7 separate regions of the Homo sapiens genome follow, and regions 2, 3, 4, 5, 6 and 7 are each linked to region 1. Evidence: chromatin loops called from intact Hi-C (ENCODE). Cell type or tissue: Calu3. All regions are shown on one strand. Region 1 overlaps GULP1 (GULP PTB domain containing engulfment adaptor 1). Region 2 overlaps LINC01090 (long intergenic non-protein coding RNA 1090). Region 3 overlaps LINC01090 (long intergenic non-protein coding RNA 1090). Region 4 overlaps GULP1 (GULP PTB domain containing engulfment adaptor 1). Region 5 holds the start of GULP1 (GULP PTB domain containing engulfment adaptor 1). Region 6 has its middle 290 kb from the start of TFPI. Region 7 has its middle 27 kb from the start of TFPI.

Region 1 (4,000 bases):
AGTCCTACATTATTCATAGTGATTCTGAAACATTTGAGGAAGGAAAGCAGATATTCTAAATGAGTCCATATGATGTCCAACACTGCTCTCTACTGGCAAAGAAGCAAGTTATAAAACAACTATTCAGCCTTTCAAGTGAAAAAATCTTCCATTTTGAATAATATTTGATAACGAGGGTAGAATCCTCAAACTTCCACACATTTTGTTAAATAGAATACAGTGAAAGAATGGAAGAAATGAATATAGACATCACTTGTGGAAATTAGCTTAAAAGAGAAGTCTTTGTTTTCATTTTAACTATTTGAAAAATAATTATAGGAATTTTGGAAAATATTAACCAAATACGACATATCTTACTAGCATTTTAAGAGTCACCAAGGTAAATATTTTGTTTACAATAGCAAGTTTGATAACATTTCTATAGATTTAATTTCAGCAGACTGCAGCCTGTAAAATGCTGTCTTTTGTACATCTGCCTAAACAATAAGTATTCAAATACATTGAGTGGAGAGATACATGGGGTGGAGTATTTATGTTGAATATAAAATTATATCTATAGTATCAGAAACTTGTTCTGTATTTATCAGAGTCTTTATAGAAGATTTAAAAAAGACATTTACTAGTTTGTAAAATCTGACGAACTATATGCCATGCTGTTATAACTTTCATTATATAGACTAATAATACACAAAACATTTTTAGATCAATGACTACATCTTACCTTTTATAATCTAATATTCTAAATTTCCCATCTGTGTTTTATATCATTCTTATCTGTCCATTTTGCTTGGGAGTCATATTCAATGTTTTAATCTCAAAGTTCAATATATGTAGATACAATCACTTATACCTGCATATTTACACAATAATGCCAAATTATATAGTAATTGATGAGGTTTTGTTAGGTTTGCTTAATATTGTCATTGGCCGATCACTTTTATTTTAATGTAAATTGAAAAGATAATGTGCAATATTTTTAAGAAAGCCACTTCTTGGCTGTGAGGTAAAAGTTGATGCTTATTTTCATTGATACATTTTCTGGAGTGTTCTCATTTTTCTTAGTGAACATATATTAATATTAAAATTAACGTATTTATTCATAAATAAACAGAAAAACCTTGTTGCATTTTCCAGGCACAAGCACACAATTGTGCAAGACACACACTTGTACTCATGTAAACTCTATGGCCTGATATTTCTTAAAAAAAAATTCACCGTAATAAATTTTGTCTATTTGGATTTACAGCAGGGCCTTGAATAACACTCTTTGATTCAATGTTGTTTTATTCCATGTTATTGGTTATAAGGTTGATGAGAAAAAAAATATCAGTTCCCAGACAGGGCTACTGTCTGTGTGGGGTTTTCAGGTTCTCCCCATATCTGCGTGGGTTTTCTCTGAGTACTCCTGTTTCCTCCCATATTCCAAAATGCGCAGGTTTGGTAACTGATCTGTCTAAATGGTCCCCTTCTGAGTGTGTGTGTGTGTGTGTGTGTGTGTGTGTGTGTGTGTGTGTGCGCCCTGCCACTGGGTGGCGTCCTGTCTAGGGCTGTTTCCAGCTTTGCCCCGAGCTATCGGGCAAGGCTCCTGCCACCTGGGACCCTGAGCTAAAACAATTGAGTAAACAATTATCTTACTTGTTTCTATTGATCTTTCTTAAATGTATGTATAGCTCACATTTATTTTGGTGTTTAACATTGGAAGTATTTCGGTCTTTATTTAGAAGTTTGCTGATATTTTTGTGACCAGAAATATGGTGTAGGAACTTAACTGTTGTTTATATCGGTTAGCCTATGGTAAAATTGGTTGTGTTATATGTCCTTCAGCTTAAAGTTGCAGTTTCAAAGAACCTATTGATGCTGTTAAGTGAGGACTTATTGTACAGAAAAAATAAATAAATAAATAAAACCCTGAACACTTTAAGTAAGAAAAAAATGCAGGAACAAATATCACTTGCCAGACAACACATAACTTTTTTCTTTTGCTCTTTGCCAAAGTGAAAAATAACACTGAATCTAATTGTATGAAGCAAAATAGTCTGAAACATTATACTCCTTTTTTCATCATTGCTAATTTTTTTTGTTTTCTCACATGGAGGAATTAAGACATAAAGTTGCAAAACATAAAAATGAGTATTTTTACACAATTTTAAATAATGTTGAATATACCAGTGTCCCATTTTTAAGAGACTGTCAATGAAATATTCCTGTATGCCTCTTTCAGGTAAATAGCAATAAAAAATAAACCTTTTGGGATTAGCTTTTAATATTTGTCAAAATTCCCTTTCGATCCATCTAACTTGTCTTGTTTATCAATAATTCATTCATTTTTATACCTTAGTAGTATTCCATGGTATAGATGTACCATTGTTTAAGAATCCACTCATTGCAGGACAATTAGATTGTTTCTGATTTTGAGCTATTACAAAGAGAGCTACAATGAACATCCGTGCAGGACATTTACTTGAACATTAGTATTCATTTCTCTGAGGTAAATACTCAAGAGTGCAGTTGCTGCATCTTATGGTAAGTCCACATTTAGTTTGAAATGAAACTGCCAAACCATTTTTTTTTTCAGATTGGCTGTACCATTTTACATTCCTACCAGCAGTGACATCTTGTAATTTTATTTGCTATATCTGGCAACCGCATTCAGGAGTATTAATGTCTCACTTGCATGATTCCCCCTGCCATTTCCTTGAACACTCATCTTATTCCCCTTTGCAGCATTATTCTCTTCCATCTCCCTCTGAAATATGGCAGCTACCTGAGGACCCAGGATGCTGGCGCTCTTTTCAATCTCTCAGCCTTTCATTGAGACCTTTGTGCCAGGATCTCCCGAATCCACATGTTCTCTTCAGAATTCTTCTTCCTCAGACTCCAGCACTGTATACCCAATTGTTGAGTCTGGTATCTCTAGTGAGCACGTCAGAGTCATGTTAACCTTAATATGCTTGAGTGTATGTTTCATTTCTTCCTTACATCTTATTAATATGCCACCTTTTTAGAGAGAACTGATGACTCTTTCTTAAATATTACCCACACTCTGCCCAGTCCATCTGTGTGATCAAAATATAATATGTGTGTCTGTGATCTAGACATAAAATAGACATAGATACACATACACACTTACACACACAGACACACACACACACACACACACACACACTCATGAGGATAAAATCCATGAATACAGGGACATTTTTACCTGATCGCTACCCAGCACTTAGTAAATGCTAGACTGATAGTAAATACTCAAAAATATTTTAAGGAATAAATGAGCATATGTTAAATTAACAGGTTATCTTCTGGGGGCTTAATTTCATTTTTATTTTATCAAATAATCTATGTCCATTTAAAATAGTCAAATATTTCTCCAAAATTTATAATGAAAAAATTAAAAAACAAAACCTTCTCTAGCCCTTCTCCTAAGCCTCACTCACTGAAGCAACTGCATTTTGCTTTCCTGTCTTTTGTTATTTTATTCTATTCTGGATAAAGTGTTGTACTGCTGTGCTTTTATTCGTCATATCTGTAGTGGCCATCAACACCCTCCTGACATATCTGCCCTGTTTCCTGGGCTCATTACTCCCTCTGTTTTATTTTAGTTCCTTCTTTTCTTACTGAGAACTGGGACATGGCAGGCAATTTTTTGAGCCTCTGCACATCTCAGTATGAATTTTTCTTTCCTCATAGCCTGGAAACTTGGTTCAAAATTATCATTTCCCTCAGAATTTGAAGTTACTTTCTTCCATTATTGCTGATGTGAAGAAGTCTGATGTCATTCATATTTCTGGGTTTTGTTTTTGTTTTATTTTTTGTTGTTTGTTTCTCTCTGGAATCTTTTGTGATTTTTTTTCAATCTCTAGTGCTTTGATGGTAAGCCTCTTTGTGCTTGTATATTTGTTTTCACTCATTAATATAACATTGAGTCCCTTAATCTGAAAATTTATACCTTTGGTTCTGGGAAAGTGATTGATAGTGTTCTATCCTTTAGTTTTTC
Region 2 (4,000 bases), 310 kb before region 1:
TCAATGGTATAAAATCAGATCTTTTCTCAAAACTCCCATAACAAGTTAAAAAAACATTTATCTCAACATTTAATACACTTTCCTATGTTTGTAAATATTGCTCTCTCTAATCTGATTATGAATTTCTTAAGATCGGAGACAGTTCTCCATCTTTCTTTTCCTCAGGATGATTAAAACATAGGAAATGCTAGTAAATTTTTACTTAATTGACTTGAATTAAATATTACAGTGAAATTAAGACAAGAAGATCTCCATGAAGCCAGTGACTGCCTTGTATCTCTAGAATTCCAATGCTTGGAGCAAAGCTAACAGATAGCAGGAAGTCTGTAAAGGTGAAATTAATGAATAAAATAATGAGGCAGAGTTGGAAAAAAGCAAAAGTTCAGAGTAACAGGAAGACTGATTAAGCGATTCATGCCAAAAAGCAAAGTAAAAGTATTTTTAAGTCTGAGACAAAGAGACAGAAAGAGACTACCTGAAAGTCATCCAGAAGGAGACTACTTCACCAAAAAAAGGTGTGACTCACTATATTACTCTATTTGCTTTATTGTGATACTTTCGAACCAAACTCACAATATCTCTGAGATATGTCTCTACTTACATATCTATGATAAAGTTTAATTCATAAGTTAGGCACGGTAAGAGATTAAAACAATCACTAACAATAAAATAGAACAATTATAATAATATACGGTAATAAAAGTTGTATAAATATGATGTCTCAAATTACTGTAATATTTTTGGACTGTGGAAAGATAAACCATGGATAAGGGGAGACTACTGTATTCCAAATCTTATTTCACTTATTTTATTTTCCTAAACACTCTCACTGAAACTTTACTTCACAAATAGATTCAATGGGCCTAACTTCCCTACGTGATTATTAATATTTTAAGAACTCATATTTATATACTATTGCTTTAAATAATATTCACCTAAAGGAAGCTCTCCATAAGTTTTTAAACACTTATAATTTATTAAGCATGTTATACTAATGAATTACTATCAATTTACCTATATAACATTTTTTTTTTGTTAAGAAATCCAAATATTTTTATAGGGTGACCCCTGGAAATCTGTCATTCTATTAGGGGCCTGTTAACCACTGTGAAAGAAGATAAATGTGCATAGGCACTGAAATAGCTACTTATCCTGAGAAGCCAAATCCCATTAACCCAGCTAAATTGACTCTACTCACACTGATTTGATCAGAGAATCACTTAGCAGAAATCAGAGGCATTTGCCACTGTGGGCGAAAATAGTATCCTAAACTGCTTTCAAGTTTGAATCAAGGACAGCAATATGATATAAACGAAAGTATCAACAATGAATAATTCTGGGTCATTCCTACCCACTGCTTCTGAAGAAATGTAGGCTGACTTTATTTGAGCTATTGTATGTATAATTGTTAAATAGCATTGCTCAGTAAAAAATCAATGGCAAACCCCAAATAATTTAATGAGTGCACATGCAATTTGAGTGTTACCAATTTTTAGAGTTGCATTATTATATGCATATATATCATAAAAATTACATATTAACAATTCCCCAAAGTTTAGATGATTATTATATAATTTTAAAAGTTTAAGTTTGTTTCATTATATTGTTTTCATTATCACTAGTAACATTTGTTAGTCTTTCTTGGTGAGAGTCACTATGGTAAATGCTTTACACAGATCATCACATTCAATCCTTATAAGAATCTTTAGAGGCAAATTTCCAAATTATCATTATTTCCCTATAAAATTAAATAAAGAAGCACAACATGACTAAGGAAAGGTTTCTGTCCACAACACATTTACAGTTTTAAAAAATGTTAATAGGTTGGTAGGTTTAAGTTATACAAATATTAAGCAGGTGCTGGGCACAGTGGCTCATGCCTATACTCCCAACACTTTGGGAGGCCAGAGCAGCCAGATTGCCTGAGCCCAGGACATTGAGACCAGCCTGGGCAACATGGCGAAGCTGCGTCTCTACAAAAATACAAAAAATTAGCCAGGCATGGTGGCATGCTCCTTTAGTCCCAGCTACTCAGGAGGCTGAGGTGGGAGGATCGCTTGAACCAGGGAGGTTGAGGCTGCAATAGGCCATGATTTTGCCACTGCACTCAGCCTAGCAACAGAGAGAGACCCTGTCTAAAAATAAATAATAAAAATATTAAGCAAAGCAAGGCGTAATTTAGTACAACTTGATTGATGCAGAACCTCTAGGAGATGTGAAGCCACTAAGAACAGAAATGATTTCAGATAATCCCATAGAGAAAATAAAATTAAGCTGTGAGAAATTGGTATATATTTCATAGATTCACAGGGAAAGGCAAGATATTTGAGCCAATGATAACAACATAATTATAATTAAAAACAGAAGCTGGAATATAATGAAATAAAAGCTTTCCAGAAATACCTTTATTATAGAAAGTTTTTTCTTTATTCTGTCACTTATCTGGTTTATTTAGAAAATAATTCTGTAAAATGTAGGTGAAGTATTTAGTATCCCCAAGTCTTGTATCATTATCCAAAATATTTGTTTATGTAATTCCCTTTATAAAATGTGCTTCTTTGGATTGTAGCAGTTTGTATTCTTCCTTAGTTGTATTAATGAAATGCATTCTTTTCACTCAATAAGCTAATTTTGAATCATGACTTTTTTTATATGACCTTGTAGTTTCATAATCTTTGTAAAGAAAAACAAGCAAGTTTTTAAAGCAGTTTTAAAGTGCACATTTTTTAACAGAGAAAAAGAATATTTATTTACAATGTCTACTCTTAGTTCATACACTAAGAGCCTCTGTCTACTGAACAAATAGGTAACATAACCAAGAAAGGAAAACAAGTTTTGTCTAAGGATTGCTAATTATTTGAAAAGCTTATTTTCCTTCTTTGGTTATCTTACCTGTCTTAAAAGAACATAGTCTGCCCATAAAAACAATATTGTATGCTCCGTTTAGAGAACAAAGCCACAAATCTTTCTGTGTGGCTGAAGACTCTCTCTGGGATCTATAACAATAAGTTATTTTTTTGGAGCATAACCATTTTGAGTTCACTCAACTATGCTCCTACACTTTTTTTTTTCCACTAGGAGAGGATTCTAGAAACTAATCCCATCCACAGCACAGCTGACCAAGGATGAACAAGAATTTCTTCAGATTTTTCATAACAATCTCCTCATATATTTCTGTATAGAAGAAAAAAAACAAAACTGTTTGCTAATATCTTTATGCCCCTGAGCACAACAAAACCCTCAGCTTACACTGAAATGACAATGTTACGTAATATTCCAAAGTCAGCTATTCTCTTCATGCCTCATATCCCTTTAATGTCTGCTAGTGTTCCCCACTGACTATCTGTTCTTCATTAAATATATGGACATTTAGAATACATAGAGGAAGAGAGAGCGAGAGATTTGGATGGGGTTTTCCCCTCTTTTTCTCTTTTTCTTTGACTTATCTAAGCCCTATCTTTCCTGAAAACATTTTTCACTCTGCTCTCTGGAAATCAAATTTCATGTTTCCTAAGCTTCCCTATGAACTCAAACTTCTCACAAAAATTCTCTGTCTCCAATTTTTTTGTCTCAACTTAAATAAATCTTTAACAGGAATAATCATTTTACTTAAACTTTTTCCAAAACAAGTTATTTTTGTTTTGTGTCTCATAAGCCATTTGGCAATATCAATCACTCACTCCTTGCCCAGCTCTGCCAGTAACCTACATCCTTATCAGGCTCCCAAGGTCACTTGAAAATTTTCAACTAGGCAACAAAATTTCTCTATACCTAAAATGCCAGCATTGTCTTGACACGTTGACCACCTTAATTCCATTAAACTGGGCTTCCACCTCCTTAAGCCATTTATATTTGCAATCATAGCCTTTCTTTTTAGTGCCCAGAACCATTTAACTCCTGCTTTACTTTTTTACAACTCGATGGTAGCATCCTTGCTGTTCCCTAAATATGACAAGCTTATTCTCAACACTGTGCCTTTGTACAAACTCTCTTTTCTCTG
Region 3 (4,000 bases), 430 kb before region 1:
ATTCAAAAGAAAGCAATGAATAGTTTCTTCTCCCTTACTTTTATCTTCCACAGTGGTGGGAGTGCTAGCACTCTAACAATCCTTGACTTCATTACCACATGTCCCACTTATGGCCAGGAAGATCTAAGTGGACATCCCTGGGGAGATTCTGGGAAAGCTTTTTAAGATGAATAGCCTTAGCGTTATGTCCCTTTAGTTGCTTGCACTTCTTCCATTCATCCTTCTCCCATTTTCTGCCTGGACAAAGGAAACAATGATAAAATTCATGACAACCATTTTTGGACTATGAAGATGGCAGTAACATGCTAAGCATGGTGGAGTTTCAACATGAATTTTAGAGCAGACACACGTTCAAAGCATTGTAGGTCCCTCTCGTTTCATCGATAGCCATCTTCAGCATTAGCAGATGTTCCCACAAAATGCCAAGAAAAGCTATGTCCCTTCCAGGAATCATTGTCTTTCTCCTAACATTTTTAGGTGCCAGGTAGAGTTAAGAATGTTGCGTCTGGCTGTGACAAGTTTTCTCTTGTTTAGAGTGGCAAATTTGGCCTTTCTAAAATTGTGAATGTTCATGTCATCAGGTACTCAAATATTAAGGAATCAATATATGTTTTAAACAAACTGAAAATAATTCTTAAAAGTTGATTTTGGCCTTCGTTCATTATAATTGAACTAATTTCCAATATGGATAGGGTCCAAATAACATTACTTTTTTAGAAATAAATTATACTTTCTTTATAAGAAATAGTTTCTAAGTCCCTTAAGAGTTAATTATTGTTTTCATTTGTTTTTAATTTTTAAAAACTATATTCCTTAAAGAATATTTGTAATCATTTTTCCTCTATCAGATCTTATAAAAAGAAATAGCCATGTCACCTCAGAGTCATTTTGTCAGAGTGACTCTGATGTTATCTTTGAGTTACTACCTTGTCTTTCTTTAACTTTTGTTTCTCTTTTCTTTTCAATCTGTCATATTCACTAGTGAGCATGGTATTATATAGATATTACACTGATATTTAATTTTACTATCTCCATATTTCCCTCTCATGTAAACTGAAAATTGTTTTAATGGGATTCTCATCCATTTTTAAAATAAGGTACTTGACCATCTCCATAGTAAGAAAATCATATGACATTTCTCCACATGTGTGTAATGCCCTGAATTCATATAGTTCACCTTTCTCTATGACTGATCTTATCACCTGAAATACTGCTCAATAAAACCAAATCACAACATGTTTTCCCTCATTTTTCTTATTTCTTATTTTCTTCTTCTTTATATCAATTTAATTGCTTAGTTAACAAGTATATTTCTATATGGGCTTTACTGGTTATGTGAATTTGTAGATTTATTGTGTGAAAATTTGTATTTTTCCACTTTGTCCCACTTCCCAATTAGTCAATCAAATTTCTACCTAACTGTGAAACTACTCAGTTTTCACAGGGTTGTTATGCCTTCTCTTAATTGTACATATATAAAAAGATAAATTCTCATTGTTTCAATAATTTTTAAAAAAAATTTTTCATAATGAGTTTGTGTGTTTGAATTTCTGTTCCCCAATTAGACCACGATAATTCACCCCCAGTTTAGAACAGTGTCTGGTACACATAAGGTTTTCAGTAGATATATTTTATCCGAACTCGATCATAATAGACGGAGGGGCTAGAACTAAGTCTACTTCTCCTTTCTAACTGCCCGCAAGAGCTAATAGAGTACTCAGAACATATTTAGCTAATGCTGAAAAACAGAAAATGAGACTAGAACTAAAAGTCTGGCCTTAAAAATTGACTGAACATAGGATGTTTTCCTCCCCCAAAAAAGTTAGTCCCTTATTCCTTCTATGAATTACAACAAAAAATCTCAGAAAAAATAAGTAAATATCAGAGTACCTTAAAAGTCCAGAAAAGAAAGCAAACTAGCTAGAGATTTTATGACTTGAGGAATAAGGGGGAAGTGAATTGTCTGTGTTTTGTTTGTTTTTTCCTCCTATGTATCTCTGCCTGGGTACTGGAGAAACCCACAAAACATAAATGATAATGGGAGCAGATAAAACAACAACAACAAAACCGCCACAAGGATGGTACATATATATGTATGCGCATATATATGTATGCATATATATATACACCATCCTTGTGGGGGTATATATACCATCCTTGTGGGGGTTTTGTTGTTGTTGTTTTATCTGCTCCCATTATCATATATATACACACAGAAAAGGATGGCTAATGAGACATAACCCTCTTGACTATGTACTCCCTCCAAGAAAACGCTGCACCTCTCTGTTTCCCTACTGCATCCTCCAGCCCCAGACTTTGAACAATAGCTTGTCTTTCATCCCTATTTTGCACAAAGGAGGCAGTATCCCTATCTCTCCCCACTGTGCACTCTGCCAACTGTGTGTTAGAGTCCTACCAATCATCTCCACATTGCAATAGCATGAGCAGATGTGCTTTCCCTCCCATCCACAGTGAGCATTGTGACTAGGAAGACTGTGGAGTAAAAAAGCGATGTGATCATTCCAACGCTGAACTAAGCATCAGAAAAGAAGCAGCACTCTTTTTCCTTCCTGTCATGTGCTGTGGAGCTCATGAAGTAGAGCGCTGCTACTATCCTAATCTTGCACTAGCTGAGTGACAGCAAAGATGAAGCAACCAACTCCCACCTAATTAGAAAATAGAGGCTATGTATAGGAAGAAGAGGGAGCTTCAGAAAGAGATCCTGTATATGAAGTTCTGGGCAAACTCCAGAGCGGCCATGCATGAAACCAACCAGAATCACAGGGCAAAATGTATGAGAACTGAACGATGGTGCAGAATATTGCCAAGATTTCAAGTTGGTCATTAATGAAAAGCACATAAACAGAAGAGACCAGAAGAGCACTGTAAATGTTTTGAAATCTCAATTAACATTTAAACTACGGCCCACAAAAGTTGGCCAGGACATGCACTCTGAACTTTAACAGGCATATCACCTGCTTTAGCAGATATAAATAGGAAATATTATCATATACAACTTAAAATTTCCAGAATATATTAAACATCATTTACCATGTCGACCATGAAAATATCAATTTGAGCAAGAAAATCAACAGACACCAAAGCAAGATGTATCTAATTACAACATGATGTTGCAATTATCTGATGATGATTTTAAAATCTGTATCATAAAAATACTCTGATAAAAAATTAGAAATTATTTGAATCAAATGAAAATATAGAAAATCTTGACAAAGAAATATCAGATATAAAGAAAAACGAAGGTGAAAATTTAGAACTGAAAAATACAGTAAGAAAAATTGAAAACTCACAAGATTGGTTCAATAGCAAAATGAACATGACAGAGGAAAGAATTAGCCAGTTGGAAGACAAATCAATAGAAATTATCCAATTGGAATAAAAAAAAATGCACCATTCCTCAAAAAATATGAACAATCAAAATATATCAAAGATAAAAATAGATAACATGAATAATCTTTATTAACAAAATTGAGTATCTAGTTAAAAAGCTTTTAAAAAAACACTCAGCCTAAATAGATTCAATAGTAAATTCTATCAAACACATAATTAAGAAATGACCTCAATTTGACACAATTTTATCCAGTAAATAGATAACACTTGTCAATTCTTTTAGTGAGCCCAGCATTGCCTTAATACCATAGCTAGATAACATCAATACAAAAAAACAAAATTACAAACCAATAATCCCTGTGAACATACATATAAAAATCCTCAACAAAATACTAGCAAATAGAATCCAGATTATAGATAAATTAATTACATACAATGATAAAGGCAGTTTATTTCAGGAATACAAAGCTGGTTTAGTATTTGAAAACTTACCACATTAAGAGTATAAAGAAAAAAAGACAAAAAGTTATATCAGTTGATGCAGAAAAAACATTTGCCAAAATGCAATACTCACTGATATAAAATTCTCAGCAAACTGAGAACAGAATGGAACTTCTTCAATCTGATAAAGAGTATCTATCAAGAATAC
Region 4 (4,000 bases), 130 kb before region 1:
AAACATTTTGCAAATTAGATTAAATACTGTTAAATTATTGGACTTAGGTAAAAAAGAGAATAATGATTTTGAAAATATTTTAAGATCATGATAATGGTGGTCTGTATTTCATATGATGACAAGTAGAAATACAAGTTGGCCTGACTTCTCTGTTTTGCTTGGTTTATTGCATATAGAATATTTAAGATTTACCTGTTACATTAACAAATTGAAGCATTTTGTCATATTGCAGCATTAATAATGTTTTTCTTAAATGGTACTGTTGGGGATAAAGGAAGTTTTAGTAAAGAAATAGTTGGTTTCATTTAATTTCATATACGTCTTCAAATTGTGTGAAAATATATAATAAATGGTGGCAAAACAGTATCAAATTGAGCATATTATGTTCATACTAAAATTTTAAGAAGCATTTGAATTGGAAATCAGGATTTTATATTTTAAAATAAAAATATGTTCAAAAGAGCAGCCCCTAAGCCAGTCTGAGTTTTGCAAGAATATTCAAAGTGCTCTTTCTATGAAAAATCTAATCATATCAGACATAGAATAATAGATCCCATTTGGAAAATATGTCATTTCCTGCAAGAAGAAAGGCAGAAGTAGGCATAAGTTAGTTCTTATTTTTTGATATGTGTATTTTTGTGCTCTTCTTTATTCTGTCACATTGCATAAAATATTCTAGTTTGAAAAGTATTTCCTGCAGTATGACTGGGTTTCAGTCAACGTAAGATAAAAATAAAGGCTACGGGGATGTTAAATTGAATTGACCATTTCAAGGATAATATTTTCTTTTATTAAATTTTGGAATTAGATCAATTGAAGAGTTTTATTAACAATTATTTATCTTGATTAAATTGAATTGACCATTTTAAGGAAAATATTTTCTTTTATAAAATTTGGAATGAAATGTATTGAATAGTTTTGATAACAATTATTTATCTCGAATTATTTCTCTCTAATTTCTGTTCATAAGATCAATAGTTGTCAAAAGAAAAATGGAAAAACTATATCATCCTAAAAAAGAACTAATTTTGTTCTTCCTTTTCTCTCCTCTCATTTAAGACCAACAAACAAGAAAAACATGATCTGATAAAAGACTGTGGAAATTATGACATGGTTTTATAGTTTACCTTTTAACTATGTGTCATGCTTGAAATTTCCTGTCCAGGATAAACACATCTATTTTTAGAGCTGGAAGTATGTGATGATACAACCCTTACATTTTACAGCAAGGTGAAATGAATTGTGTCATTCATACATGCTAAGATCCAGTGAATGCTAAGAAAATAACATACGATTTAATAAATAATAGTGTTACTGAGTAAGCAAACATTATTTTTCACTAAAATTATAAAATATAAATATATGGCCTTAAAATATACTGTGCTAATATTTTAATTCAAAATTTAAAATTGTTGCTTTTTGTAGTAGATGCTGTTGATGATCAGCCTATAACCTCTCTTTTAGTGCTGTAGTTCAGACTGGCAAAATTTCTAATGCTTATCCTGCATTTCTCTACCTAAGGGATTCTTTGGCCACAAGAGACCACTTTGCCAACCAAATAGGCTGAAAGTTCCAGGGAATTAATGCCCCTGGGAGCAACCCTCAGCTAATGACTAATGAGGATTGGTGTATAAATATGCTAGCTCTCATTCTTACAGTGAGATATATCTGAGGGGTGTATTTCACAGTGGATGTCTGATTTTCCCCAGCCAGATTAAGCTGCAGTTGCCAGTAGTGTTACAGGCCTGATAATGATCTCTGTGTTGGTAGGAGGTCTTCCACTCCGGGTCTCACTTCTTTCTTTTCATCCCTGCTAATATTTCCTGGGATCATCTCCCAAATAAACTTCTCGCATTGAAGTTATTATTACCTCAGTGTTTGCCTCTGGGGCAACCTAAACTGAGATTCTTTCTTTCTCTCTAAAGTCATGTTAGAATATGAAAAAGAAGCTGGGCGCGGTAGCTCACACCTGTAATCCACCCAGCACTTTGGGAGGCCAAAGCGGGCAGATCACCTGAGGTCAGGGGTTCGAGACCAGTCTGGCCAACATGGCGAAACCCCCTCTCTACTAAAAATACAAAAATTAGCCGGGCATGATGCCACACAGTTGTATTCCCAGCTACTCGGGAGGCTGAGACAGAAGAAAACAAATACATTGAACAAATAGGTCAATAGGCTTCTGAAGAATATTGTGGCTAAGCTGGAAAACGATGGCTTTCAAAGTATTCAGATGGCTTAGATTGAAACACAGAGGAAGAGATAAAATAATATTTGAGATCTATCTAAGAAAGTCAAAAATATAGATATGGCATCATCAATGTCTGTATCAAGGGGTTTGTATCAAAGTTATGACGGGAAGCAGGGCACAAGACTTAGATATGTTTCTCCATTCTTCCCCCTCCCTCAAAAAGATCAGGTCTTTTTAGTGTTTTGGCAAAAGATACTATGCTGTGAATTCTGGTACTATTTGAACTTATGTCAGCGGTACATTCGAAATAATATAATTAAAGGAAGACATAATTTGTGCTGTTGTGTCTACCCAGAAAGAATTTTTGTTTTGTTTGTTGGAATAAAAATAGAAAAGTCTTAACCAATTAACATATCTCTTCTAGTTATAGCATGATTATGAATAGAAGGATAAGCTATCTAAATGCCTTGCCGTAAGAGTCAAAGTAGAATGAAAATGAAAGTAAATCAGTGCCTTCTAAAATTCAGTTTCACCTTCTTAATCATCATGAACAGGGTATGTGCTTGGTTAGTCCAAATAAATCATATGTGAAAGAGATAGTTGGGGCTACTTCTTGTTCAAGGGGGAAAGGCATATATTGTTAAAGAACTATCACCAGGCTTTAATAGTAACATATCTGTGAGTTAAAACATTTAACACATCATCTACAAATCTTGCTATTTTCCATTACCTAGGTATCAGTAATAATGTTTTCCAAATATTTACATATTTTATCATTATTTCCCTATTATTTGGTAACTTTCTTGAACATTTGCAAGAAGCATAATTGGAATTTTAAAAGATATGCTGGACTTCTAAATTAAAATAAACAGAAATGTAATTATTGATTAATTCTAAGTCCAATTATATTTTTCTTTTTAGTTATTTATGATTCCATCTGATATACATAGGAGAGAAACTGATAGAAGAATTCTGATGGCAACTGTATGATAGAAGCTATATAAAGTCAAGTGTCCATTTTCTTTCAACTATATTTGAGCATACCCAGGTAAGAATAAATGATTGTTTATACATTTTCCATTATTTCCAAAAAGGACTTGAAATTATAAAAATGCTTTTATTATGTGTTGAATGTTTAAAAATATAGTCTTTTGTTGTAAAAAATAGTAAAATTCATAAAAGTAAAATAAAATTAAAAGCACTGATGAGCCTTTTTTCTGAAAATAACTTCTGTCATCATTTTGTTCTATATAATTTTATTTTTGTTTTGTTGGATTTTTCCTTTAAGCAAAGTTACAATGATAGTATTATATTTAGTTGATTTTCATGCAACTGATAAAGACATACTCATGACTGGGAAATTTACAAGAGAAAGACGTTTAATGGACTTACAGTTCTACATGGCTGGGGAGGTCTCATAATCATGGAGGAAGGTGAAAGGCACGTCTCACACAGCAGCAGGCAAGAGAAGAGAGCTTGTGCAGGGAAACGCCTGTTTTTAAAACCATCAGATTTTGTGAGACCCACTCACTATCATGAGAACAGCACAGGAAAGACTCGCCCCCATGATTCAATCACCTCCCACCAGGTTCCTGCCACAACATGTGGGAATTGTGGGAGGTACAAATCAAGATAAGATTTGGTTGGGGACACAGCCAAACCTTATCATTCCATCCCTGGCCCCTCTCAAATCTCATGTCCTCACATTTCAAAACCAAACATGCCTTCCCAACAATCCCCCAAAGTCTTAACTCATTTCAGCGTCAACTCAAAAGTCCACAATCCAGAGTCTCATTAGAGACAAGGCAGGTC
Region 5 (4,000 bases), 220 kb before region 1:
GTTCTTTGGCCTTGAACTTGTTCAAGTTGAATTGTGTGTCCTGAACACTGATCTAGTTGTTCACAAACTAGGGTCAGCCAACTGTAGTGGTATGTTGATGTATTCTTGGGAATCGAGAGTTATTATAATCTTTTAATATTATGGCTAAAAAACCCAAAATATCTATGTGTAAATATATAATGTAAGCATGGATTCGTTCATCTCATCAACCTCCTTATTCCTAAATACTGGACTACCATTTGTTTTATTTTTATAATCACATTGATACCAAGTGATCATCTAAATGACATTATTTAATTTTTAATGATTGTTCATAAATTAATTGCTTAAGAGTTATTTACAGAAAAAAACTAGCATTTGTCCTGAGATTAATATTTTTAATATAATTATTTTTATGTGTGCTTGACTATTGTGATAAAGAGAAAAACAGTTAAAAGAGGACCCCAGCCAAGTTATTATGAGGACTGATTTCTGATATTAGCTTTAGTACCTCCAAACCATGAGATTTGGGGAAAGTCACTTAAGAGCCCTAGACTTCAGTTACCTTGTATTTAAAATAAGGGAGTTCAGCTGGAACTAGTTAATCTGTAAACATAGTTTCCATTTCAAAAATTGTGAAATGATGCCTTTTTAAATGGAAAAAGCATTAAGGAGAAGAAAACTGATTCAGTTACAGGGTCTTTGGGGGAAAATTTCTAGCACCACCCTCTCTCCTAATTACAGTAAAACATGGTGGGATATAAGAACCAAATATTTATTGAGTATTTTCTCTGCGCCTATCACAACTCTATTTTAACTCCTGTAAATGTGACTGTGACTCCGTGAGCTAGATTATAGAATTCCTGTTGACAGTTATAATTGGTAGGCACAGAAAGCGTAAAGATGGAGTTTGGAATGGAATCTGGCCTGTCTGACTCTAAGCCCTGGATCCACTGTAATACATTATAACTGCTAGCTTTGCAAAATGCCTTTTTCCTTTTCTCATCTATTTTCACACTCAAACTAAAATTTAGTAAACTAAATTCTGAGCAGCAGAAAAAATTTTAGTAAAGGTCCTCTCATCCTTGAAGAACTTCTTATATAAGGATACTCCTTCTTGCTCCCTTTCCCACGCAGAACTTTACCAAAGGTCAGTAAGAATGGGCTGTTGTGTTTTCTCTCAAATCCTATACAGAAGTCCTTAATTCCGAGGTAAACATCTGAATGGAACAAATGAGTATGATCTGGGGGTTAAGGCAATTTTCAAGTGTGTGTATGTGTGTGTCTGTTTTAAGGCATAACAAAGTCCAGAGATTAAGGCCGAGTTAAAAAACAAATGAGGACAAACCAATGAGGACAAACCAGTCCGCTGAGGTGCGGCCAGAGCAGCAGCAACTGTGGCTGCTTTCTTGATAAAGGCTGTGAAGACGGCACGTTTTACTCTTATTCGTGTATTTCTTTTGACACTTTACCCCTCTATGAAGCCTCAGAGGTGTTTTAAAATTGTGTTAGGAAACACACAGAGATAAGAAAAGGCAAATGGTCCTGATCTAGTGTCTCAGGGAAGAGGCTGGAAAGGAAACGCGGCGCGAGTGGGGTGGGAGAGGGGGCCTGTGGTTTTGCTTCTGTCCGGGCTGAAGACTGAGTAAGGTAGGGCCCCTCCTTCTGCGGATGGGTTTCTCTCTCATTCCACCCTCCACCCACCTCCGGTTCCGCGTGCACGCGCGAGATAGTCCAGTGGGCCCACAGATAACGACCATCAGAGATTAAAGAAGGAAAGTCAGCGAGCTTGAACACAGGCGTCCCGTGTGGAAATGTCCAAGGAGACCGCCAGAAGTGCGCAAGCCGGAGTCGGCTAGAGTTTCCTTCTCACCGAGAGGGGGAGCCCGGCGTTCCCGGCCGGGAGCGACCCGGAGTCCCCAGCCCCGCGTCCCAGCTGCCGCCAGCGCCAGTTTTGGATTCGGCGGATTAGGAAGAGGAGGGAGGGGGGAGAGAGCGCGAAGAGGGAGGGGACCGAAGCTGGAGGGTCCCGAGTCCAGCGCCGTGTTGGCGTAGAGAAACTTTCCCTCTCGGCCTCGGAGACGGCGCCCCGGCCGTGCCGGAGTGGAGATCGCCAGGCTCGGAGGAACCGGCAGCTCTCCACGCCCCTGCCCGAAGCCTGACCCGACTGCCTCTCTCAGTGAGGTACGGAGATTTATCTAGGCTCTTCCCTGGCTGCGAACCCAGGCTCCCTCCAGGTAGCGTGGAATCGCTTAGAAGCTGATATCCCGAGGGGCGGTGGGGGTGGACAGCTCCGGCCACCAGTGCCCGGGAAGGAGGGCGCGGGGCTGCGCGTAGCCGCTGGCCAGCAGGTTGTAAAAAATTAGGACAGCTAAATGCTCAGGGAGTCGTCCAGCACTAAAGGAGGCTAAGACCTGTTGACGCCTGCTATGGCAGCGCTTGAGAAATGACTGGGGGAGTCCAGCGAGGTCGGGGACGCAGCGGTCTCCGGGCTCCAGAAACCTCCTTAGCCTTTTGTGGTAACTTTGGTCCGGCGGCGGGGGGCCGGTGAGCAGGAACTGGAGGGAGGCGGTGGGGAAACCGTGGATCCGTCCGGCTGAGGGTGCGTGGATCAGACTGGGCTGAGCAGGCAAGTCATCGTCGGGTCACAGCGAGGCGACCCAGGAGCGAACTTCCAGGGCAGCCTCCCTTTTGTTGGCGCTGGGAGAGAATGTGGGCATGGGGGTGGGGAGGCGCGAAGCTCCGAGGCCGGGCCGCGGATACTTTAAAGCTCAGAGCTGGGAGGGCCCAAAGGAAGGGGCGGCGTCCACATGGTTACCCTTCTGCTGCGCGGGTCAAGTAGCTTCTTCTGGAGGGCGCAAGGCGCGGCGGGGGTGATGAGCCCTTGGGTTCTCGCTCCGACTGCTAAATTCGCTTGGCCGGGTCCACCTTCTCGTGGCCTCACTCGCCACACGGATCAGAATCCGGAGCAGGCAGTTCTCTCTATTCTGAGGCTCCTGCGGCTGCCGCGCTGACTTCCCTGTGTGCGGGAGGGAACTCTGGGCAGGCTGGTTTTCTTGGAATGTGTTTACGATGTTGAATGGGACTTGAACAGGAAGCTGGACGCTGCAGCTGGAACTAGCGTGCCAAGGTAGAGTAAGGAAGACTTAGCTGGTGTTGGGCTTGGCGGGTCCACTTGGTACGCTGGGCAAACTCCAAGTAAGTGAGGGCTGGCAGTCAAGGTACCCCTCCCTAGGTCCTAGTAGTGTTTCCCAACTGAGCTCGCCTTACTCATTTGCAATCAGACATTTTACATGCACTATTTCAATCTGCAAGTTTGACAAAGTGTAATGCAGTCAATTAGGAAGGATTTAATAAATTTATTTTGTGCCTGCTTTTAAAATACGTTACACCAACATTTGAGAATAAAAAGTTACGGAGAATGTTCAAGTCATGACTGATTTCTAGGACTAGCAGGAGACAATACTGATGATTTTGTGTCTGTATTACAAAATGGGTGATTAGGTGCTAAAGTAAGGGAGATTATTAGACAGAGTGAATGTGAGGAAGTGGAAAACTTTCAGAGGAATTGGAAATTCTTCAAATTTGCAAATTGCTCCCTTTCTCTGCCAGTCTTTCCCTTTTCCCCCCATATGAACAAGTAGCCTTGGCTGGAAAACCCACAAATTGGGAGAGTGCAGTCGCTGGTGACTACAGGCTTTGCTGGAAACAGCAGACAGGCTAAGGTACTGCCCCACTGCATAATTAAAGGTCTCCTTGAGCTGTCCAGGAGTGTTTTCCAAGTTTTTACGACTGACAAGGAAAAAAAGAGAGGAACCTGGCCGGCAGCCAAACTAGACTGAGCTCAGTAGCCAGGCATGAAAGAGACTGGGCAAGTTGCAGGGGCTAATTGGAAAGGGGCTGTCGGTTGCACTTGGGGTTTAAACAAGAGGTTTCTTTTGCAATGAGAATTTTTAGGTGGCTAAGATCAGTCTTCTTGGCAAAAAAATAAACTAAGCATAGAGTGCAGTTGGATATGACC
Region 6 (4,000 bases), 670 kb before region 1:
GTCCTATTAACAAAATAAAGCAAACTTTGTTGGAAGTTCCTTGGCCAGATAAACTATTCTAACTTATTAAAATTGAAACAAAGATCTGAAATGATTGAGAAAATAATTAATTTGATTTATAGACTGGACAGATTTGGCAATCGTAATCTTTATGCTTTTGTTAACAGCTCAAGCAAGTGTGGGAAAAAGGGGACATAATTTTAATGTACTCACTGAGCACAGCAGAAAACATATTAAAAAGCTTATTTTGTCCTTTTTCTTAATCCACCGCTTGTACATTGTATGGAAGAATTAGAGTATTATGCATAATTTAGATACACTTGTCTGCAGAATTATGGTAGATTTTTACCTGGAATACATTTGCATAATAACAAAATAGATCAATAGTTTTAGCTAATTAATGAATAAATATTAAAATCTATTCTGCATTTCACAAGAAATGCTTACATTGACAACTATAATAATGTTTTGGCTGACTTTAACATGGTCTAGTGAATCCTAGCAAAATATCTTCCCAACTCTAAATAGAAAGCACATTCCATACGTGTATGTTAGATATATAATTGTATGTAGAAATGTGGATTTTTTTACATTTAGGATATTAATCAGTATTATAAACATTATTTGTAAATGTAATTATTCTAAATTATCCTTATCATTAATTAATAAGCACTTCAAAATATTTCTAAGATATTTAGTAATTTTTCCTTGTGTGATAAACTTCCTTTAGAGAAATATAGCTATAAGAGGAAACAAAATGTGAGCAACAAAGACATTAAAACATGAAAGTTTCCATATAAGAAACTTAAATAATTGAACAAGCAAAAAACAAATAGCCCCATTGAAAAATGGGCAAAAGACATGAACTAACACTTCTCAAAAGAAGACAGAGAAGCAGCCATAGAAAAAAATGCTCCATATCACTAATCATCAGAGAAATGAAATCAAAATTCCAGTGAGATATCATTTCACATGAGTCAGAATGCCAATTATTAAAAAATCTAAAAGCAACAGAGGCTGGTGAGTCTGTGGCAAAAGGGGAATGCTTATACACTGTTGATAGGAGTGTAAATTAGTTCGGCCACTGTGGAAAGCAGTTTGGAGATTTCTCAAAGAACTTAGAAATATCACTTGACCCAGCAATCCCATTACTGGATATACATCCAAAAGAAAATAAATTGTTCTACCAAAAAGATACATGCACTTACATATTCGTTGCAGCACTATTCACAATAGCAAAGACAGAATCAGCCTAGGTGCCCATCAACAGTGGATTGGATAAAGGAAGTGTGGTTCATATACATCATGGAATTCTATGCAGCCATAAAAAAGAATGATATCATGTCCTATACAACATGGAATACTATGCAGCCATAAAAAATGAAATCATGTCCTTTGCAGAAACATGGATGCAGCTGGAGGCCATTATTCTAAGTGAATTAACACAAGAACAGAAGACCAAATCCCGCATGTTCTCACTTATAAGTGGGAGTTAAATGAACGGTACTCGTGGACATGAAGATGTCAACAATAGACACTGGGGACTACTACTAATGAGCTCCATGTGAGACAGGAAAAGGTAGAGGCATGTTATCAGTCACACAACATTTCAAGGACACATTGGACAGGAGTTTGAATGGCCTGAATAACTGACGTACAGTGTGCAAAGGGAAGCCAGGAGGAATTCTGAAAGCAAAGCTTAAAGACACATATGTTTATAAGTGGTTTAGTTGTTGATTTACATGAAGGCAAATGTAGACATTTAGTACTGCCATCTAGAATCTCTTCAATTTTATTTTATAAGTTCGTGAAGAATGAGAGCATGATGAGAACTGATAGAAAAAGTCATGCCTTGGTCCATGATTTTGTATCAATCAAGGCAAGATAGGAGAAAAGCCTTCTGAGTCTTATGATTCGTTTATATCCAAATGGCTTTGTATGCTGGTTTAATATAAGTGAAGGTGAATTGGAGCAAAAAAGAAAAAATATATATCAATATGCGAAGTGTCTCAGGAAGTCCATGTGGAGGATTGAGCCACAAGAAAGTTGTCATGGAGTCTGGAATGGAGGGGAATTTAATTTTCCATCAGGCACCCAGAGAGGGAAATGAACGTGAATTACTGTAAGATTAGACGGTCCCTGATCTGAAGGAATTCATGTACTTCTAAGTGGGCAACTTTTACTAAGAATTTTTTTCTAAGCTGACAAGAAACACGGTAAAATTCAGGTTCTCATTTTTAAAAAACTGGCTTATGCAGACATTCTGGAGAAAGCTAGCGTTATCTTCTTACACAAGGGATGTGCTGCCCCCTTCTGGATAAAGGAAAAGGTAAATTCCACTGAGAAATTTACATTCCTCCACTTCAGATACACATAAGAATGAAAAGCGCCCTCATCTTATTCAGTATTATAAATATGTATGTGTGTACACATAGACCCATATATATTCACTATATATGTAATATTTTATATTGGGAGTATTAAGTGATCAAAACCAAGTAGTGATCAAGTTAAAAGACTAGAACACACGAATGGACTGCTAACTGGCCCTTAGAGTATAGGCTCTATGCTGTATCCCAGCACCTAGAACAGTGTCTGCAGTATAGTAGACTCAAATCACATCTCTAAGAACCCACATCCCATTTTAGAATTCTTTAGTGGCTTCACTTTATGGTTGAGCTGAGCTCCAATTCTTTGGCATGGCATTAAAATTTTTCAAAATCAGATCCTAACCTGTTTTTTAAGCCATAAGGTCTGGTCATTTACATCATCCAGGCTTTACTTTCGTCTACCTGCAAATATTGTTTCAACCACATGTTTTCTGCCCTACATCTTTTCACAAATTGTTCTAATTTCTTAGAATGCCTTTTATCTCTCCCCTCTGTATCACCACTGGTGAAAATCCTTACCATTTAAAAAAAATAAAAATGAATTGCTAATTTATCTGTGAAGTCTTTACCAGTATTTCTTATCAAGATGCTTTCTTTTTCTGTTCCTTCACACTATTTTGATTTTCTTTACATTGTAACAGTTTACATTATCTGCCCCACAGTTTCTTCTTGTTCATCTTTGACAGACATCACTTTTTATTCATCGTTGTATCTACATTCCTTACCAAATGCCTAACATACAATGTAGTCATCCAACTGAATAAATGCTGAGTACATTGATGTGCAAAATCATAATAATATTTTACATTCAAAATGAGTTAGCTGAGTTGAAATTTTTTTAGCAACACAGATGGATTACAGTCAGGTTGAATAAGGTTTATAACACCATGAGAAGAATTAACCATTTTCACTAACTACAATCCAGACTGCTAATGACAGTCATTAATCATAAACCATTCTATAAGAATATTAAATTCTGAAGCATATCACCATGTTCTCTTATATGGGTGTGTGGTGCACTGAATAATGGCTCCAAAATAGCCACACCTTAGTCTTCAGAACCTGTGAATATGCTGCTTTACATACTAAAAAAAAGATTTTGAAGATGTGATTAAATTAAGAATTTTGACCTTGTGGGGTTATCCTGGATTATCCAGGTCCAATGTAACCACGAGGGTTCTTATATAAGGGAGGCAAGAGGAGCATAGTAGAAAAAGAAGATGTCCTTATGGAAGCAGAGGTTGGGGTGATGCACATTGAAGATGGAGGAAGGGACCATGATGCAAGGAATACAGACAGCTTCTGAAAGCTGGAAAACACAAGGAAACTATTTCTCTCTTGGAGCCTTGGGAAGTAATGCAGCTCTGTGTAATGCTTGAATTTAGCTACATAAAACTCATCTCAGACGTCTGAACTCCACAACTGCAAGATAATAAATATTTGTTGTTTTAAGGCATAAAGTTTGTTGTAGTATAGGAGAGTTGAAATTGGAAACTAATATTCCTCCAGTATTATGAGAATAGCTCTTTTACATATATGAAGCCTTTGAATATAACTAAAGTTGGATAAACATATAAATTGTGACACATGTCTTGAGTTTTTCAGACAGA
Region 7 (4,000 bases), 930 kb before region 1:
CTAAAATGTAAAGAAAAAATTTTATTCATCTCATATTCAGATTTTTTAAAAAAAAATTTAAAATTTGAATCCCATGGTGAATAATTATATTTTTATGTCAATTTCTAGTCACTTGCACTTTACAGTTTATGATAGTAAACTCCTTTAATGACACTTAAATTTTTTTTCTCAGTTTTATAGGCAAAACCTGGCAAAATTTTAAATTTGCAGTCCATTGAGTAACAGCGAAGTTGAATATTAATTTTCTTATTGGATATTTTTCTTTTTCTTTTGTGAATCGTTATTTATGTTCTTTGCTTATTTTATATTAGGTAAACATATGTACATATATTACATATGTTACATAAACTTACGTATATATTTTGCATATATGTATATATACACATAAGCTTAAGGATAAAATGCAATATTCTTTCTATTATTAGATACTATTGTCCTAACACAAATCTGTATAATGATAATAGTAGTATAGTAATAATAAACATTATTTAATACCTAGTACTGTTGTATCTTTTCAAATAACTATTTTAATCTTTAAACAATCCTCTAAGGTAGCTATTGTCACTATTTTAAATCTAAAGAAATTTGAGAATTATTAGAAAGCTCAATTAAATTGGCCAGAGTTTTAGTACTTACTGGCAGTAAGGAGCCAAGCATAGTTTAAACTCAAATCTGTTACTCCTTTGTCTGTAATCGTTCCAGTGGGCACTAATGCATCGACACCCACTATGCAAGTGATTAGAAGGCAGAGAGTAAGTGACATTTTGATTCGCATTGGCAAGGCCCCTTCTGTCATCATGAAATTATTTTTATAATCTTTCTTCTTTTATTATGTTTTTATTTCTAACCCAAAGGACTGATGTTGTTTGAAATAAGAAGTGTTTGGTTGGTTGAAGTCTTTGTTTGGAGAGGAGAAAACTGGAATGTGATCAAAATTTGTAGGAATAGAGAAGAAAATGGTGGTCCTTCGAATACTATGTTTCTTCAAATTCTATTAAAATGATTCATGCTTGCTCAGAGAACAGGGATTACTTGTGGTTAATTACTGCCCTCTGTTGACGACATGATATATAAATTGTAATTCATGTTCTAAAAAGAAAGTTAAAACTACAAGAAAACTCATTTATGAAGATTAGTAATTAAACCTCAAAAAATTCAAGTGCTTGCCCAAACACCTATATAGCTAGTTAATTACAGGGACGACTGAGACTCCAAGTGTCATAAGCTATGATTAGTCTCGTGTTGACTAAATTAACAACAGTGTTATTTTTGGCCTGAAAATATTTTCCTATTTTCTGAGACTCAAAAACAAAGGTTGTAGTACTCAAAACAATTCAAAATACATTTTATTCAAGAAAAATTTAAATACAATTTATATTCAGGTTAAAATAAATTATGCAGTACAGAAAAGTGGGAAGTGGAAAATAAATATATTTTTCTCACTCTCTACTTGATCCCAGAGGTGACAATCACTAACTGTTTGTTGTTCTGAAATGAATTCTAAATGCTTAGAATTTTTTTCAAAACTAAAATACTGGTCTCTAACTTTTTTAAAACTTAAAATATATGTCTTAGGGTTTATTCCATATAACCACATAGAGATATAGCTTAGTTTTTAATATGACTGCCTACTATTGACACTTTTGAGGATTACAGGCATGTTTAGAATGCCCTTAATTTGGAGTAACTTGTTATTTCCACATAATTAAATTCAGGTTATGCGTTATCTTCTAGGATTATTACAAAAGTGAGGTTGTTTTGTTCTCATTTCCTTCCACCAGGGGGCACTTCATTTTGGTTTGTCTCGATCAATGTTCACTTCGATCACTGGATTAAGGTGTTTCAGGCTTTTTCATTGAAAGCTACCCCATTTTCCTGCTTCTGTGTACAAGAAGGATTTGAGTGGCAAAAGTGCTCAGCTAAGATAAAAAATAAGTAATTACCCCGTCAAATCCTTTGTCCCAAGTAACAGGAATAATGGAATGGATCATAGAATGTTAAGCATTATTTTCCCAAAAGTGCTGAGTGTCCTAGTTTGATTCTAATTCCTTTCTAAAGGAACATACAAATAAATGAGGTATTTGTACCAGTTGTACAAGGAGGGGAAAGAACCTTTTCCTATATACGACAATTCATTTAACTCAAATTTGTTAATATATAAGTCTATAAACAACACAGAAAGTATAATCATGGTTCTTTCTATTGGCAGCTAGGTGAATATTAGAACTGATGATGGTTTTGTTTTTCTTAAAACATTTACTAAGACATAGTCATTTTTAAATAATATTAAAGTTTCGGTTTCATTTGGCTATTTTAAATTTTCATATTCATAATAAATTTGCAATTTGTATTTGCATTTTAATAAGTAATTTTGAATTCTTTAGAAGAAAAAACTTATTGAAAAGATGATGTTTAAAAATGTTTAAATTTAATTGAATTTACATTTTTGAAAAAATATTTCAAATTGCATGCGCTTAAATACAGTACAACAAAATGATGCAATGATCATGCTTGCAATATAATTACTGGTTTTGCTGAAATGAAGGCAAGGAAGATCAATATGGAATAAACATATACTTATGAATTATCTATGTATTTTCATTTATTATTAATCCAAGCATCATAACCAATTAACTAAATACCTAAATATGCAGAAAAAATGTATTTGATGTGTCTAAATATTTTGTCAATTTTCCTAACATAAAAAATACAGCTTTATAACATATCTTTCAATTGTCTTTATGAAATATATTTGTCTAAATGGGATGGAAAATATTTTATGTAACAACATACTAGCTTGATTAATAACTTTTAATATTTAGAATATAGTTACCATAATGCCTTCTGCCTCTCACCTCACAATAATACAAAGAGTGCATTTATTGAATCATCCATTCACCAACTATTATCGGCCAACTATTATGTGCCACTACTGGGACTACAGCAGTAAACAAACAAACAAAAAAGGAAAAATTCTGTTTGCTTGGAACTTAACATTTTAGTACATTTTTTACCAAAGGAGAAAGGAGACACATTCAGACATAAAGCATAGCTTTTGTCCACTTTGTATCACACATAACTTTCTCAAGTTTTCTTTATTGGCATGATAGATTTTTGCTGAAATTAATGTGGTTTTAGAAGAATATATTCATAACCACAGATAGATTTACCAGAAGCCTGGAGAAAAAGTTTGGCCTTAGGGGAAATGTTTAACGAGCAAATGACAGAAGAATAAAAATTTCAGTGTGGCCAATAATATGTTATATATTTAATGAGTAGAGTTGAAAGTGGAAAGAAGCAAGGAAAATTGAAATTTAAATTGAGTTTTTGTTTTACTTTGGAGAAATATTACAGAAGCAGAATATGCTTAATTGATTTCATAACAGGTAATATACAATCACAAAATCATATCCTCTATGTCCCCATGGAAACAAAGTGATAAACAGCTGCTGTCCACTTTACAGGCACAGAAAAGCAAGGTTAATTAGAAGTACTGTACATGCAAATTCAGTTCCATTAACGGCAAAATCAATTCAGAAAAGAGCGTTTTCACGGCATAATTTTTTTCCTAGTTCTATTAGTATTGTGTCAGATCCATATATTTGTGATTCATTAGAGAGCTTAGAAAGTGGGATGCCTGCCAAAGCCCACCTGGACTGGGAAGAAAATCATTTCAACTGCCTTGGCAACAGTCCTTTTTCTTTCTTTCAATGTAAAAATCATTCAGAATCCAGGTGACATTCAAGATAACCCAAAGTCACACTAAACAATAAAAGCATATAGACAGTAGTCGGTCTTCCTCCCACCACAAATAAGTAATAAAATCCTTAAATCACAAGCTTAATCCAGATTTTTCATATTTATCTTAAACTTAGGGAGTGTCTGTACCTTTCCTTTCACAAATAAGGATGACAACTGAGTAATGCATTTACTTTAAGATGACGTTTAGGGCTCAATTACCTGTGTGCCCCAAAGTATGGAAACAATCTTCAGTGAGTAT

The links. A loop is a pair of places that touch in the nucleus more often than their neighbours do. Peaks named below come from ENCODE experiments on the same cell type or tissue, not always from the same donor. Only the 100,000 strongest peaks of a DNase experiment are listed, where the experiment ranks them.
Region 2: it touches region 1 in a loop (3.0-fold over the local background); 4 of 110 quality-filtered maps call a loop at or near these places.
Region 3: a loop joins it to region 1, with 2.3 times the contacts of the local background. A loop is called at or near these places in 2 of 110 quality-filtered maps.
Region 4: a loop joins it to region 1, with 3 times the contacts of the local background. A loop is called at or near these places in 6 of 110 quality-filtered maps.
Region 5: a loop joins it to region 1, with 6 times the contacts of the local background. A loop is called at or near these places in 36 of 110 quality-filtered maps.
Region 6: it touches region 1 in a loop (10-fold over the local background); 20 of 110 quality-filtered maps call a loop at or near these places.
Region 7: a loop joins it to region 1, with 6 times the contacts of the local background. A loop is called at or near these places in 66 of 110 quality-filtered maps.

The regions. Positions count from the first base shown.
Region 1 is chr2:188,512,569-188,516,568 of GRCh38, forward strand. The region is part of intron 4 of GULP1 (GULP PTB domain containing engulfment adaptor 1); the gene reads left to right. Among named protein-coding and RNA genes, the nearest start is that of MIR561, 220 kb to the left of the region's middle. In Calu3, no CTCF peak of the experiment used is centred here; a DNase peak (open chromatin) is centred at 1,533.
Region 2 is chr2:188,200,687-188,204,686 of GRCh38, forward strand. All of the region lies in intron 1 of LINC01090 (long intergenic non-protein coding RNA 1090), which reads right to left. Among named protein-coding and RNA genes, the nearest start is that of LINC01090, 85 kb to the right of the region's middle. In Calu3, no CTCF peak of the experiment used is centred here; no DNase peak of the experiment used is centred here.
Region 3 is chr2:188,083,202-188,087,201 of GRCh38, forward strand. All of the region lies in intron 2 of LINC01090 (long intergenic non-protein coding RNA 1090), which reads right to left. Among named protein-coding and RNA genes, the nearest start is that of LINC01090, 200 kb to the right of the region's middle. In Calu3, no CTCF peak of the experiment used is centred here; no DNase peak of the experiment used is centred here.
Region 4 is chr2:188,380,654-188,384,653 of GRCh38, forward strand. GULP1 (GULP PTB domain containing engulfment adaptor 1) reads left to right here. Exons shown (of 12, transcript NM_016315.4): 2 at 3,110-3,236. Among named protein-coding and RNA genes, the nearest start is that of MIR561, 85 kb to the left of the region's middle. In Calu3, no CTCF peak of the experiment used is centred here; no DNase peak of the experiment used is centred here.
Region 5 is chr2:188,290,004-188,294,003 of GRCh38, forward strand. It overlaps GULP1 (GULP PTB domain containing engulfment adaptor 1), which reads left to right and starts at 1,871. Exons shown (of 12, transcript NM_016315.4): 1 at 1,871-2,163. RefSeq lists an enhancer at 3,723-4,000. In Calu3, CTCF peaks have their summits at 1,835 and 2,056; DNase peaks (open chromatin) are centred at 1,868, 2,758 and 3,808.
Region 6 is chr2:187,841,121-187,845,120 of GRCh38, forward strand. No RefSeq gene overlaps it. Among named protein-coding and RNA genes, the nearest start is that of TFPI, 290 kb to the left of the region's middle. In Calu3, a CTCF peak has its summit at 2,325 (motif pointing left); a DNase peak (open chromatin) is centred at 2,311.
Region 7 is chr2:187,579,816-187,583,815 of GRCh38, forward strand. No RefSeq gene overlaps it. Among named protein-coding and RNA genes, the nearest start is that of TFPI, 27 kb to the left of the region's middle. In Calu3, CTCF peaks have their summits at 1,073 (motif pointing left) and 1,825 (motif pointing right); a DNase peak (open chromatin) is centred at 1,806.